Regions from separate parts of the Homo sapiens genome. Here region 2 is linked to region 1. A link is a loop called in an ENCODE intact Hi-C map of the cell type or tissue named here. Cell type or tissue: PC-9. All regions are shown on one strand.

Region 1 (8,000 bases):
AGAGGTTTAGAAGCCTGGCCGTCAATACCCACAACAGTTATAGAGGCAAGGGAAACAGGCCTTTGAAAAGAAGGTAATGTGGAGTGGGTAGCCTCCATATTGATTAAGAAGAGGACGGACTTACTTTCCACTGTGAGAGTTACTCAAAGCTCGGCGTCCATGATGGTCTACGGGGCTTCCGAGGCAATCGGACAGAGTCAGTCTTCAGCCGCTAAGCTAAGAAGATCTGGGAAGGAGTCAGTCAGAGAGCCTTGGGCCAGAGTTCCAGGGGCTCTGGGAGTGGCTGCCAGGTGAGTTGAACAGTCTGATTTTCAGTGGGGTCTCACACAGATGGGATACGGCTTAGGAGGAATCCTGGGCTGTGGGTGTTCCTCGGCCCAGTGGCCAGATTTCCAGCACTTGTAGCAAGCTCCTGGGGGAGGAGGTTCTGGAGGAACCCCTGGCAGCTGCGGTTCAGGCCTTTGGAGTTCTTGTGTGCTGGAGATGTGGCTGGGGTTTGTCTCACAGTGGAGGCAAGGAATTGCAACTCAGAAATACATTGCTACTTGGCTGCCTCTACTCTATTATTGTACACCTTGAAGTTGAGGTTAATTAAGTCCTGTTGTGGGGTTTGAGGGCCAGAATTTAATTTTTGGAGTTTTATTTAATGTCAGGAGCAGATTGGGTAATAAAACGTATATTGAGAATAAGATGGCCTTTTGACCTTTTAGGGTCTAGGGCTGTAAAGAGTCTCAGGGTTGCTGCCGAACGAGCCATGAACTGGGCTGGGTTTTTCATATTTGATGAAACAGCCTAAACGCTACTGATTTGGGAGAGGTCAGATAAAGAAAAAGGAGCATTAACCTTGACTATGCCTTTAGCTTCAGCCACCTTTTTAAGAGGAAATTGCTGGGCAGGTTGGGGAGGGCTAGTCACGGAATGAAACTGTAAACCGGACTGGGTGTGAGGAGGGGAGTTGATAAAAAGATTATAGGTTGGAGGAGCGGAGCCTGAGGAAGAATTCGGACCTAGCTCGGCCTGGCGAGGAAGGGAGAGGTCAGATGGGTCTGTAGAAAAGGTAGATTAGAAAGACTCAGTGACACTTGGGGTTGGGACTGAGGGGACAGGTGGGAGGGAAACAAGGAAGATTTGGGATGAGTTGCATTGGGAACAGAGACTAGGGAGGGACTGATGTGTAAAAGAATGCCTGGACATCAGGCACCTCAGACCGTTTGCCTATTTTATGACAAAAATTATTTAGAACTTGTAGGGTGGAAAAATTGAAAGTGCCATTTTCTGGCTATTTGGAACTACTGTCGAGTTTGTATTGGGGTCAAGCGGCATTGCAGAAGAAAATAAGATGGTTAAATTTTAGGTCAGGTGAGAGTTGAAGAGGTTTTAAGTTCTTAAGAACACAGGCTAAGGGAGAAGAAGGAGGAATGGAAGGTGAAAGCTTGCCCATAGTGAAGGAGGCAAGCCCAGAGAAAAGACAGTAGAGACACAGAGAAGGGGTGGGGGTTTCTTGCCCTCCAGAAAAGCAGAGAAGGGGTCGGGGTGTGGAAATAAGGGGTTGGGGCACAGAGATAAGAGGTCAGGGCATGGAAATAAGGGATCGGGGCACAGAGATAAGAGGTCGGGGCACAGAAATAACGGATGGGGGCACAGAGACAAGAGGTTGGGGTTCCTGCCCCTCCCCCAGAAAAGCGGGACTTGCCGCTAAGGGTGAAGGACCAAGGCAGGCGTCCCTGCGTGGTCTGACACCACTGAAACCTGGGTGAATAATCAGAGAGGCATCCTTGCAATGATTAAACACCAAGGGACGGCTGCCTTCCCTAGTCCGTGACTGGTGCCGGAGTTTTGGGTCCACAGATAAAAGTGTCTCCTTTGTCTCTACCAGAAAATGAAAGGAATTGAAATTAAGAGAAGGGAGAGATTGAAGTGTGGCGCCAAGATTGAAAGAAGAAAGACGTTGAGGGATAGTGAGAGAGGTTGGAGAAGAGAGTAAAAAAGGCTGCTTATTGGATTTAAAATTGGTGAGATGTTCCTTGGGCTGGTTGGTCGGAGGACCAGAGGTTGTAGGTGGATCTTTCTCATGGAGCAAAATGCAGGAGGACAGGGGATTGATCTCCCAAGGGAGGTCCCCCGATCCAAGTCACGGCACCAAATTTCACTCGTGTCTGTGTGAAGAGACCACCAAACAGGCTTTGTGTGAGCAATACAGCTGTTTATTTCACCTGGGTGCAGGTGGGCTGAGTCTGAAAAGAGAGTCAGCGAAGGGAGATAAGGGTGGGGCTGTTTTATAGGATTTGGGTAGATAAAGGAAAATTACAGTCAAAGGGGGGTTGTTCTCTGGTGGGCAGAGTGGAGGTCACAAGGTGCTCAGTAGGGGAGATTTTGAGCCAGGATGAGCCAGGAGAAGGAATTTCACAAGACAATGTCATCAGTTAAGGCAGGAACAGGCCATTTTCACTTCTTTTGTGGTGGAATGTCATCAGTTAAGGCAGGAATCGGCCATCTGGATGTGTACGTGCAGGTCACAGGGGATATGATGGCTTAGATTGGGCTCAGAGGCCTGACATTATCATTCATAATAACCAGAACTTTATATTCTTAACTACAATTATTAAAGATTTTATAGGTTACAATACACTGGGATATACCTTTCTCAAAGAAACATTTAATGTTATCCCAGAATTAAAATATACTTTTGCAAAATAAAATGTTTATCAAGTCTGCCAAAAAGAGAGCCAATTATTTTGGTTTCTCTCTAGGATTTTAATAAATTCCTTTGATACCTAGTCAAAGCAGTTGAGCATCCTCACATTGAACAAAATGAAAGCAAGGAAGCGATCAATCTCATTTGAAAAGTGAACAAACATAAAAATCATTATCTTTTAAAATTTTTCATTTTTACATGTTGCAAAGAAGAATAACCTTTCTTATGTTTCTTGCATGTTTCTTATTTCCTCAGTAATTAAAAAATCATATTTAGATACATTTATTACTAGTGAATGCTTTTTCATAGTTTTAATCACATTGATTTGTTGAGAATTATCAGAAAACATAATTATTCAGATAAGGAATTGTGAACAGTCTTATGGATTAATACGTTCTCAGAACATCAGTGTTTTAGCAAATAAGATATTATTTACAGTGAGCACATTGTTAGCCTCACTAGATGTCAGTGTAGTTCTAAGTAAATATTTTATATAGTTCCTCAGTAGTGTTGAATGAGAAGATGTTTTGCTTTAGAACTTAAAGATTGAGAAGATGGAATAGTTGCAATAAGTGTTTGTGGTACATTAATTCCAACATCCTCCTCTGATGAAAACACATAATTGGTAAATTTATACACATCAACACAGGGCCAAAAAATAGTCCAAGGATGTAAATAATTATGGATTCATAGGATACATTGTGCTTCCTTAGTCACCAATGTATTTTCCGTACATTGAAAAGTCTTACTGTACATCACAACATGCTGGTCAGCCTTTTAGGGCTTTTCCCAATTGCAAAGGGAGCATGGTTACTCCTCCTGCCATGAGAGGGCAGCACTGAGATTGTCTCCAGCCCAGGAAGCAGTGGGCACTGTTTAGTATGGGTTAGCACCTAGGTTTTTATGTGGAAGCATTCAAGTCAGGCTGTGGTGATATATGTTCTCAGAGTCTACCATAGTATCATTTTAGTGCTTTTATTACAAGTCATCAAACACTGTATCTGAGAAACATGAGGATAAATTATGGTACATTCAAAAACTGCTGATAAATAGCAAAGAAGAGAACAGGGTACTTTGGGAATATAAGGCCTTTTGCGTGAGAAATGTTTTGTGCTAGCTATGAGTGAATTTTCTACAAGCAGAGAAGTTCCATTTGGTCCTCTGAACTGGTTAACATTTTCTTGATTCTTTGCTTAGTGTAGCAAATAAAATTCTGTTTATTCTTTTTGAGAGTTCCCAAAATATCTTTATTGATTTGGATTTTGCTTTTTCACTTTATTTTATAGTTGATTTTAAGTTTTTCTTGAGTGTGTTCATCAGATAGCCATATAAAATGGAACAATGCATTTGTAATAACAAATATTATACATGATATTTTTTTGGCCAGCCCAGTTGCACAGTCAACTGAGAAAGTGGAAGTTATCACTTTCCTCTTAATTCCTTTTACATATTTTTCCTCTGGATGAGAAAATGTTACTTTCTCATATCCAGAAAAGTGTTATAAAATGATACATTGAGATCATCTGATTCCCTCTTTATTGTGATTGTTTCTTTAAAAGAAAAAAAAGCAGAAAGGGGCCATGAACTTACAAAGAAAGTTTTAAAGAATACACCAAAAATTGTTAAAACAATAAATGAGTTCATCAAGGCTGCAGGGCACAAGATCAATACACAAAAATTAATTATATTTTTATATACTTGAAATAAATGATCTGAAAATGAAGGAAACAATTCTGTTTACAATAGCATCTAAAAGAATAAAATATTTAAGAATAACTATAACAAAAGAAGTGTAAAACTAATACTCTGAGAACTATAAAACATTACTGAAATAAATTACAGAAGATCTACATAAGTAGAAAAACAGCCCATGTTCATGGACAAGAAGATTTTAATCTTGTTAAGATAATAGTGCTCCTCAAATAGATCTAAAGATTCAGTACAATCTCTGTTGCAACTGGGATTCTCTAGGCCAGTTGACTTCTTTGTACAAATTGATGAGCTGATCCCAAAATTCATATGGAATTGCAGGGGACTCAGAATAGCCAAAACAATCTTTAAAAAGAAGAATAAGTTGAAGGCCTTTCAAATTTCATAACTTCCCAATTTCAAAACTTACAATAAAGTGACGATAATCAAACATATGTTACTAACATAGGGATAAACATATAGATTAGTGGGATAGAATTGAGAGTCTACAAATAAATCTATATGTCTTTGGTCACCCGAATTTAACAAGGGCACCATGGTTATTCAATAAAGAATATTTTTTAAACAAATGGTGCTAGGATGATTGTATATCCACATGTAAAACAATGAAATTGGGCCCTTACCTCACACAATATAGAAAAATTAACTCAAAGCAGATCAAAGATGTAAATCTAAGATGTATGTACATATAAATCTATTAAACTCCTAGAAGAAAACTCAGGGATAAATCTGCAGGACCTCAGATTTGCCAACGAATTCTTAGGTGTAATTCCCAAAACATGAGCAACAACAACAACAAAAAATTGGTTTTCACCAAAATTAAAATTTTCTGTGCTTCAAAGGATGCTATCAAGAAGTAAAAAAACAACCCATGGAATAAGAGAAAATATTTTCAAATTATATATCCCCTTTGGAACTTGTATCCAGAATATGTAAAGACCCATACAACTCAATAATAAAACAAATTAACCCAATTTTAAAATGGGCAAAGAATCTCAATAGACGTATCTCCATAGAAGGCATACAAATAGACAAAGCACACGGAAAGATTCTCAACATCATTAGCCATCAAAGAAATGCAAATCAAAATCACAAGGAAATAACTCTTCACACCCCGTAGGATGGCTGTATTGAAAAAAATATAACAACAACTTTTGTCAAATGTGGAAAGAAATTAGATCTCTCATACATTGCTGGTGAAAATGTAAAATGATGCTGTCACTTTGGAAAATGGACTGGCAGTTCCTCAAATTGTGACACATAGAGTTACATGTGTCCCAGCAGTTCTACTCCTAGGTATATGCCAATATAAATGAAAATATCTAGCTACAAAAAACTTGTACACAAAGGCATTATTCATAACAGCATTATTCATAACAATCATAAGGTAGAAACCTAAATGTCTGTTAACTGTTGAATAGATAAACAAAATGTGGCATAAAATATGGCGTATCCATACAATTAAATGTTATTTGGCCATAAGAAGCAATGAAAATACAGCAGTTAGTGATAGATGCTACAATAAGAAGGAAACTTGAAACCATGAAACTATTAAGCTAAGTTAAATAAGACAGCCACAAAGGACCACATACTATATAATCCCATTTATATGAGATGTCCAGAATAAGCAAATCCATACAAACAGAAAGTAGATTAGTGATTGCTCAGGGCTGGGGGTGATGGGTGGGTAGGAGAGTGATAGCTAAAGGGCAGAAATGTTCTGAAATTGACTGTGGGGGTGGTTTCACATATCTCTGAGTAAATTAAAACCATCCAATTCCGTGAATTTAGTGGGTGAATTCACATAGCTGTGAATTTTATCTAAATTGTGAAAATAAAACAGGAATGTGATGCTCTAACCAGCATAGGCCCAGGCCGCATGCTTCTGGGGAAGAAATTCCACCTGAATACTTGGGCTGTAAATAGGTCATTTTCATGGGAAAAGGATGAATAGATGCCAGATGGTAAGAAGGGTGAAAGTCTACTACACATGTCTGCGAGGTCGGTAAGGGATCTGGTCTTTGCAAAGGAAGGTTATATTAGAGCTCAGTTGAGAAGAGAAAGGGAAAGGGACTCAAATTCATGCTTAAGGGTGCTGTGACAGGTATCCATACCTTTATTAAAAGACATGTACAGGAACGTTCATAGCAACACAGTTTATTAGCCCCAAATATCCATCAATATTTGAACAAATAAATTGTGGTATATTCAAAATGGAATACCATATGGCAACAAGAATGACCAAACTACAAAAGCATACAATATGAATGAATCCCATAAACCTAATATTGAATGAAAAGAGTTATTCAGACAGATGTAGTGCCTCAGGCTTGTAATTCAGCACCTTGGGAGGCTGAAGCGAGTGGATCACTTGAGGTCAGGAGTTCGAGACCAGCCTGGCCAACATGGCGAAACCCCATCTGTACCAAAAATACAAAAATTAGCCAGGCAGGATGGCATATGCCTGTAATCCCAGCTACTTGGGAGGCTGAGGCAGGGGAATCACTTGAACCTGGGAGGCAGAGGTTGCAGTAAGCTGAGATTGTGCCACTGCATGCCAGCCTGGGCAACAGAGTGAGACTGTCTCAAAAAAAAAAAGAAAAGAGTCATTAACAGACAGACAAACAATATGATTCCATTTACATAAAGTTCAAAAATAGGCTAAATGAATCTATGCTGTAGGAAGACAGATTAGTATATATCCTTGTGGGGGGCTGTGAATGGATGAGTACAGGAGAGGAATGACTTTGGGGTGTTGACAGTGTTCTGTTTCTTGATCAGGGTGCTGTTTATATGAGGTGTTCACTTTATGAAAATTCTTTCAGTTGTGCACTTGTTATTTACTCACCATTCTCTATGTAAGTTAGATTGTGACAAAAGCGAAATTAAAAAGAAACTAAATACCCTTGTTGTTGTTTACTTTCCCTAAAGATAGAGAGCACATCGTGTTTATTTCTAATGCTTATTCAAAGGGGTAGAGACTCTGAGAAAGGATGAGGTGGCGGGATAACTACTTACAAGAGTCACAGTTACGGGGCTATTATTTCCTGGGCATGGAAAGAGTAGATCCCTTCCAGCCTAGCCATTTCATTCTTATTGTCTTGGAAGCAAACTGTCCAGCTGTTCTTCTTAACGTCAGGTTAACAATGATTGTGGTCATTCCCTGCTGCATGGGTCAGGCTGTGAGACACCCTCCCCTTAAATTTACATAGAGACAGAAGGTATAGACAGGTGCAAATGGGAAGGGAACAGCGTATTTCTCCACTGTGTGCTTATGTCCAAATTGGAAACCAGCCTTATTCTTGCTCACTAATTATTAAGGAAAATAATTTTTAACTATCAGGACACTGTTCTTCAAATGGTGATTGGGTGAAGGAGATTTTCTTTGAGTTCTGTGAAATACTAAAAATTCTATGTGTTGATAATGACTAAAAATATATTTTCCACTTGTAAAGACAAAACTTCTGTATTGCAAAGTTATTTTAATAGAATAAAATCTTAGTTTCTTGAGTCAGTCTTTTGCAAATAGGGTTCCATGTATAAACTATCAAGAAAATATTTCCAATAAATGCACTGGGGTAGGTTTAGATTTATT
Region 2 (8,000 bases), 96 kb after region 1:
TATAAAGTAACACACACTGTGAAATATCCAAACAACTACAATGTCATTATAAATATATTTTTCTTATCAGAGAAGGCAACAGGCAAATCAGCCACTCTTGCAAGGTCATATTTCACAGAGACAGCTGAATTCACCCACTGTTGAATTATGTTATAAAGCCAGTGATTTAGTATTGTCATCTATTTTGATTGACACCAAAAGCCTTCCAGGACAGTAAATGTAAAGATGTTAGAAGAAAATCACTTACAAAATGGCTTGATAGTTCATGTTAATGAGTTTTAAAATGCGGTATAACAACTTAATCAAATCAGACAGCTCCATAAAAGAATTAATTTGGTCATTGGCTCTCTTTCCAAAATGACTTTGTTGTACTGAGTAAGGTGAGAATTTTTCTGTGGCTGAAACATTCACAACTAGATTCGAAATGACATAGCCTGGGATAAGTTATGGATTAACCAAAGTTTCTCAGGAGTTATTTATATTTGGCCTCTTGTTAAATGAGATGCATGTCTTTTCTGAAGTTTCATTTTAATGAAAGAGAAAGAAGAATATGAATGACATGTATTAAAGACCCCGAGCCCACACTTAAAACCTCAATTTTGGATAACTTGTGTGTTACCTTTTAGAAATTAGAGTGTCATTGGGTTGCTATTATGGGTCGCCAACAGAAGGGGATTCAGGAATATCTCCATACTGCCCCAGACCACAGCAATAATTTTCTGCAATGTCAAGAGAAAAACACAGGACAATAACCAGTTGAAAGCAGCAAAGTTCTGCATTATTTTTTGCTGTCCTCTTGTCCCAAACTCTAGAGGAGATTATTAGAAACGTAGTATCTGCCCCTGTAGAATTATGGGCTTATGACAAGACTAGAGACCTAAGGAGACTAGTTTCTTGTCTATCCGGGCTCAAACACCAACCTCTTTCATGCACTTCCAGACTGAAGTTGTTTCTAAGGTCAGCTTTAAGGAGAAAATTACATATAATCAGAATTACCCTCCAGAATTCATAAATCACCTTCCATTGGTATAGATCACTGTCTCTTGGATTGAGCAGCAGATTAAGTAGTCAGATTGCATTTAGGTTTACATTATATAAAATTTAATATGTTTTGGCTGGGCGCAGTGGCTCACACCTGTAATCCCAGCACTTTAGGAAGCCAAGGTGGGAGGATGGATAGAGGTCAGGAGTTCAAGACCAGCTTGGGCAACATAGCAAGACCTCATCTCTATAAAAACTTTAAGAATTAGCTGGACACAGTGGCACATGCCTGTAGTCCCAGATACTTGGGAGGCTGGGGCAGAAGGATCATTTGAGCCCAGGAGTTTGAGGCTGCAGTGAGCTATGATCATGACACTGCACTCCAGTCTGGGTGACAGAATGAGACCGTGTCTCTTTAAATATTAGGAATCACCTTCAGAATGGCATTGAAAGGCAGGAAGTCTGCCAGGCAGTGCGTGAGGGAAGAGCAGAGTCATAGACTCTCCTCAGACTATCTTATTGACGGACAAGTTACAGGTACTTTTAAAATCAGTCTCTCCTTCCTCTCTCTCTCTCCTTTTCTCAGCTTTCTGTCTCTCTCCTAGAGTTAAATTTTAATGAAAAAAAATAATGTGAATTATTTGTGTGTTATATATGTGTAACATTTCTATGTATTTATATTATTAATATGACATAATAATATAATATTTGTATTATTAATATTTATTTAAAACCATCAGCACACACTTAGAACCTCCGTTTTGGGTAATGTAGTTATTACCAACATTCCTACCTGACATTTATTTGTGTATTTGTTCAGTGTATATCTGTGTCTTCTGTGAGACTGTGGGGTTTATGAAGAAAGGGACTATGTATCTTTTGGCTCACCATTTCATTCCCACGACTAGCATGGAGCCGAAGAGGAGATGAAAACATTTTTATCAAATGAATGGCTAAAGGAGAGAGACCATTAGACATTACTACCTTTGGAAGTTCTCTTAGTAACTGTGGCTCAATCATGTTGCAGTGTTATAGACACCTTTATAATTTACAAAGAACTTTCACAAACATGGCCTCATTATAAAGGTGACAAGCATGATTGTCCCCCATACCAGTCTGTAGAAGAAGAAACTGAGACTTGGAGAGGCTAACCAACTTGTGCAAAGTTGCACAGCTAACTTATGACAGAACTAGGTCTTGAACCCCTGTCTTCTAACCCTTAGCCAGACCAGTTGGAGTTCCCCATCCCCAGTGACCTCTCCTACATTTATGGGGACTCTTGTGTATCAGAGTTTGTGACTCTGTGCCCGTGTAAGGCAGTGATCACATCTTGTCCCTCACAACAGAGATGTATTAAGTGCCTACTATGCGCCAGACATGCAAAAAACTTCCAGGACGCAAACAAGAATGAGATGTATGTATTTCTTGCCATCAAAACAACTCACAATCTAATGCAGCATAGTGTTAAACATGTACATTTCTAATATACTGTTGAATATGTTTGTGGATGAAATCCTATCCTGCTTGCAGTTGCAATAATCTGCAGGTTAAATGGAAGGAAAAGCAAGGCTTGCTGGTTTGCACAAACGTTAACAACTATTAGCTCAAGTTCGAAACAAGATTGTAACCATTCTGCACAAGTGTTAAGGAGTGCATATTTGCAGAGCTGAGGCCAGGAGGCTTAAATTTTAGAAACAGCTGTGGAACTCCTTTCAGTATGTACAGTTGGAAGGAGGCTGGCATTGTCAGGGAGTCGCTCTGGAAAATACAGGCACTGAATATATTTTATCTTTTCCCTTATTCCAGTGTTAGTGTCCCCATAGAATTCCAAGTGAGAAAATAACCTGCAAAGGTGTGAGGTGGGAATCATATTACAACATTCAAGCAGGTGAGATCCTCAGAGATGAAAGGGGAAGAAAATGGCACTTTAATGCATGAGAGTAATCTTCCAGGATTTGTACCAGGATGTGTTATATTTTAACAAGAAGAGTTCTCAGAAGGGTCAGTTTCAGGAACATCACATGAACCCCTGGAGAAAAGTAAATGGTTGATTGGCTGTCACACTTACTGTTTCAATATGCTGGGTAAAGCAAAGCGAGGAAAGGTGAGGTCTCACCAAGTGCAGATTACAAAACAAATGCATTCTTTGTGTGCTTTTTTCATAGTAGATGATTTTGAAACAAAAAGAGAAAAATAAACCTGTTGAGTAGAAACTTGGGAAGTAAAACTGAGTGATAGAGGATTAGTTTTCACATGTAGGCGGTACACAGAGTTTGTACAGTTTCGTAGTTACAAGACAGGGTAGAATGAATATTTAAAGAGAAGACTGTTAGGAACAATGGTTCAGAAGGATGAAGGAACTCAATAAGGTTGTGAGGGATTGAGAAGGAATGTTTTGCTTGAAACATGGAGTATGGCAACAATGAATGAGCCTAGTTTTGAATCAAAATGACCTGAAAAACTTCTGTAGAAAGTTTCCAACAAAGCAGTGCTGTATTATGGAAGATCCTGCCATATGGATTGAAACTTTTCTAGAACTTTTAATAGACGAGCCCTCATAAGTAAGATCCAGGCAACCAAATTACTACTCTTTGAATGCTATTGTGGGTATCATGTCAAGATCCAATGTTTTCTTTCCATGTTATACTAAAGAAATAAAACTTAATGTCTATAGTTCAGGTTATATTTGAAACTTTAATAGTTCTAGATTGAAGCTAGCATAAAAACACTGTATACTGAGCATGGTGGCTCACACCTGTAATCTCAATGCTTTGAGAGGCCAAGGCCAGAGGATCACTTGAGGCCAGGAGTTCAAGACCAACCTGAGCAACATAGCGAGACCCCATCTGATATGGTTTGGCTCTGTGTTCCCACCCAAATCTCACCTCAAATTGTAATAATTCCCATGTGTTAAGAGCGAGACCAGGTGGAGATAATTGAATCATGGTGGCAGTTTCCTCTATGCTGTTCTCATGATAGTGACTTCTCATGAGATCTGATGGTTTTATAAGGGGCTTCCCCCTTTTCTCAGCACTCATCCTCCCTCCTGCTGCCCTGCGAAGAGGTGCTTTCTGCCATGATTGTCAGTTTCCTGAGGCCTTCACAGCTATGCGGAACTACGAGTCAATTAAACCTCTTTTCTTTATAAATTACCCAGTCTTGGGTATTTCTTCATAGCAGCATGAAAACAGACTAATACAGTAAATTGGTACCAGGAGTAGTGGATCACTGCTGAAAACATACCCAAAAAATGAAAATAAAAAATTAGCCAGACATGATGGCATGCTCCTGAGGTCTAGCTATTCAGGAGGCTAAGGCAGGAGGATCGCTTGAGCCCAGAAGTTTGAGGTTACAGTGAGCTATGATTGTGCCACTGCACTGTAGCCTGGGTGACAGGGTGAGACTTTGTCTCTAAAAAAGTGAAATTAAAAAAAAGAAAGACTCCATAAATGACATTTTAAAGGGAAAAAATGTTTATGACAATTATATTGTATATTCAAACAAAATGTATTCTTATTTCATAACCAATGAAAATCTGTGTTGACTGGAAAAGAGATTAATTATGGTCACTGAGAAGCAGAATGTAAAGCATTATTTGCAGGAAAAGAAAGCCTAGTTTCCTTTACATGCCACTCACATATTGGTATTTTCTCATTATTAGAACTTACATTTTTTTAAGTTCAGAGTTTTAAAATTCCCCAGAGACTTCTGCAAAACCTGAACCATCATTGAGTAATCCATCAAAAATCCAGAGGCATTAAAAGTTCCATGACTAATATGTGTGAAATGTTTGAAGATGAAACTCTCTTTTGTAATTATAGACCGCAGAATGTGGAATAGTTTCTGCCGTTTGAATTACCTACCTGAGGATACTACTTGAAAGTTCCATCTTCCGTAAATAACAGCCAGCCTGTTATAGAAGACAGGCAGTGTTTTCATACCTGGAATAGAAATTATTTTAGAATCATTTCCATGCAACATTTTTTCATTATTACTAAGATCTGGTGACTATGAAAGGGAGTAAACTTACACAGCTGGCTCTTTTCAGACAGAGAGATTCAATTTATTCTTGTTCCAATACTGTAGGAAAATAAAAAGGTTAAAATTACCTTTTGGATTCAATGTGATATTTTCCCTAGATACCTAAACAAATGGAAGACAGGCAGCTTTCCCAGCTTTGGAATAGGGGACAGTAAGGGATTTCCCTTGTAGCGTGTTGTGTTTTATCTGAAATCTGGCCCTTTTCTGTAATTAAAAAAGGGATTTAGGTACTGAATTTAATCCTTTAAATGGCCAATATCTTGTAACTTTTCCAGATATTTCCCTGGTTCATCAAGAGGCAAGAGACTTACTTTAATTCTGATCTAATATGTACCTGCCTTTTAATTATGTGCTAAAACAATTTGGGAGATGGGATGGTTTGGTACAAACTTGCTCCTGCTGTGGAAATGGTGACTTGGTTGATCTAGGTTCTGGTCCAGAAATGTGCAGGTTTGGGTTTGTTTTTTTTTTTTCAATTATTATACTTTAAGTTTTAGGGTACATGTGCACATTGTGCAGGTTAGTTACATATGTATACATGTGCCATGCTGGTGCGCTGCACCCACTAACTCATCATCTAGCATTAGGTATATCTCCCAATGCTATCCCTCCCCCCTGCCCCCACCCCACCACAGTCCCCAGAGTGTGATATTCCCCTTCCTGTGTCCATGTGATCTCATTGTTCAATTCCCACCTATGAGTGAGAATATGCAGTGTTTGGTTTTTTGTTCTTGCGATAGTTTACTGAGAATGATGATTTCCAATTTCATCCATGTCCCTACAAAGGACATGAACTCATCACTTTTTATGGCTGCATAGTATTCCATGCTATATATGTGCCACATTTACTTAATCCAGTCTATCATTGTTGGACATTTGGGTTGGTTCCAAGTCTTTGCTATTGTGAATAATGCCGCAATAAACATACGTGTGCATGTGTCTTTATAGCAGCATGATTTATAGTCCTTTGGGTATATACCCAGTAATGGGATGGCTGGGTCAAATGGTATTTCTAGTTCTAGATCCCTGAGGAATCGCCACACTGACTTCCACAATGGTTGAACTAGTTTACAGTCCCACCAACAGTGTAAAAGTGTTCCTATTTCTCCACATCCTCTCCAGCACCTGTTGTTTCCTGACTTTTTAATGATTGCCATTCTAACTGGTGTGAGATGGTATCTCACTGTGGTTTTGATTTGCATTTCTCTGATGGCCAGTGATGATGAGCATTTTTTCATGTGTTTTTTGGCTGCATAAATGTCTTCTTTTGAGAAGTGTCTGTTCATGTCCTTTGCCCACTTTTCGATGGGGTTGTTTATTTTTTTCTTGTAAATTTGTTTGAGTTCATTGTAGATTCTGGATATTAGCCCTTTGTCAGATGAGTAGGTTGCGAAAATTTTCTCCCATTTTGTAGGTTGCCTGTTCACTCTGATGGTAGTTTCTTTTGCTGTGCAGAAGCTCTTTAGTTTAATTAGATCCCATTTGTCAATTTTGTCTTTTGTTGCCATTGCTTTTGGTGTTTTGGACATGAAGTCCTTGCCCATGCCTATGTCCTGAATGGTAATGCCTAGGTTTTCTTCTAGGGTTTTTATGGTTTTAGGTCTAACGTTTAAGTCCTTAATCCATCTTGAATTGATTTTTGTATAAGGTGTAAGGAAGGGATCCAGTTTCAGCTTTGTACATATGGCTAGCCAGTTTTCCCAGCACCATTTATTAAATAGGGAATCCTTTCCCCATTGCTTGTTTTTCTCAGGTTTGTCAAAGATCAGATAGTTGTAGATATGCGGCGTTATTTCTGAGGGCTCCGTTTTGTTCCATTGATCTATATCTCTGTTTTGGTACCAGTACCATGCTGTTTTGGTTACTGTAGCCTTGTAATATAGTTTGAAGTCAGGTAGCGTGATGCCTCCAGCTTTGTTCTTTTGGCTTAGGATTGCCTTGGCGATGCGGGCTCTTTTTTGGTTCCATATGAACTTTAAAGTAGTTTTTTCCAATTCTGTGAAGAAAGTCATTGGTAGCTTGATGGGGATGGCATTGAATCTGTACGTTACCTTGGCCAGTATGGTCATGTTCACGATATTGATTCTTCCTACCCATGAGCATGGAATGTTCTTCCATTTGTTTGTATCCTCTTTTATTTCCTTGAGCAGTGGTTTGTAGTTCTCCTTGAAGAGGTCCTTCACATCCCTTGTAAGTTGGATTCCTAGGTATTTTATTCTCTTTGAAGCAATTGTGAATGGGAGTTCACTCATGATTTTGCTCTCTGTTTGTCTGTTGTTGGTGTATAAGAATGCTTGTGATTTTTGTACATTGATTTTGTATCCTGAGACTTTGCTGAAGTTGCTTATCAGCTTAAGGAGATTTTGGGCTGAGACAATGGGGTTTTCTAGATATACAATCATGTCGTCTGCAAACAGGGACAATTTGACTTCCTCTTTTCCTAATTGAATACCCTTTATTTCCTTCTCCTGCCTAATTGCCCTGGCCAGAACTTCCAACACTATGTTGAATAGGAGTGGTGAGAGAGGGCATCCCTGTCTTGTGCCAGTTTTCGAAGGGAATGCTTCCAGTTTTTGCCCATTCAGTATGATATTGGCTGTGAGTTTGTCGTAGATAGCTCTTATTTTGAAATACCTCCCATCAATACCTAATTTATTGAGAGTTTTTAGCATGAAGGGTTGTTGAATTTTGTCAAAGGCTTTTTCTGCATCTATTGAGATAATCATGTGGTTTTTGTCTTTGGCTCTGTTTATATGCTGGATTACATTTATTTATTTGCGTATATTGAACCAGCCTTGCATTCCAGGAATGAAGCCCACTTGATCATGGTGGATAAGCTTTTTGATGTGCTGCTGGATTCGTTTTGCCAGTATTTTATTGAGGATTTTTGCATCAATGTTCATCAAGGATATTGGTCTAAAATTCTCTTTTTTGGTTGTGTCTCTGCCCGGCTTTGCTATCAGGATGATGCTGGCCTC

Evidence for each region. Peaks named below come from ENCODE experiments on the same cell type or tissue, not always from the same donor. Only the 100,000 strongest peaks of a DNase experiment are listed, where the experiment ranks them.
Region 2: a loop joins it to region 1, with 2.5 times the contacts of the local background. A loop is called at or near these places in 3 of 110 quality-filtered maps.

What each region holds. Positions count from the first base shown.
Region 1 is chr1:76,897,831-76,905,830 of GRCh38, forward strand. The region is part of intron 2 of ST6GALNAC5 (ST6 N-acetylgalactosaminide alpha-2,6-sialyltransferase 5); the gene reads left to right. Among named protein-coding and RNA genes, the nearest start is that of ST6GALNAC5, 34 kb to the left of the region's middle. RefSeq lists an enhancer at 2,147-2,686. In PC-9, CTCF peaks have their summits at 3,546 (motif pointing right) and 3,748; no DNase peak of the experiment used is centred here; H3K27ac peaks cover 280 bases.
Region 2 is chr1:76,994,003-77,002,002 of GRCh38, forward strand. The region is part of intron 2 of ST6GALNAC5 (ST6 N-acetylgalactosaminide alpha-2,6-sialyltransferase 5); the gene reads left to right. Among named protein-coding and RNA genes, the nearest start is that of MIR7156, 62 kb to the right of the region's middle. RefSeq lists an enhancer at 4,166-5,365. In PC-9, no CTCF peak of the experiment used is centred here; a DNase peak (open chromatin) is centred at 4,819; H3K4me3 peaks cover 457 bases; H3K27ac peaks cover 2,942 bases.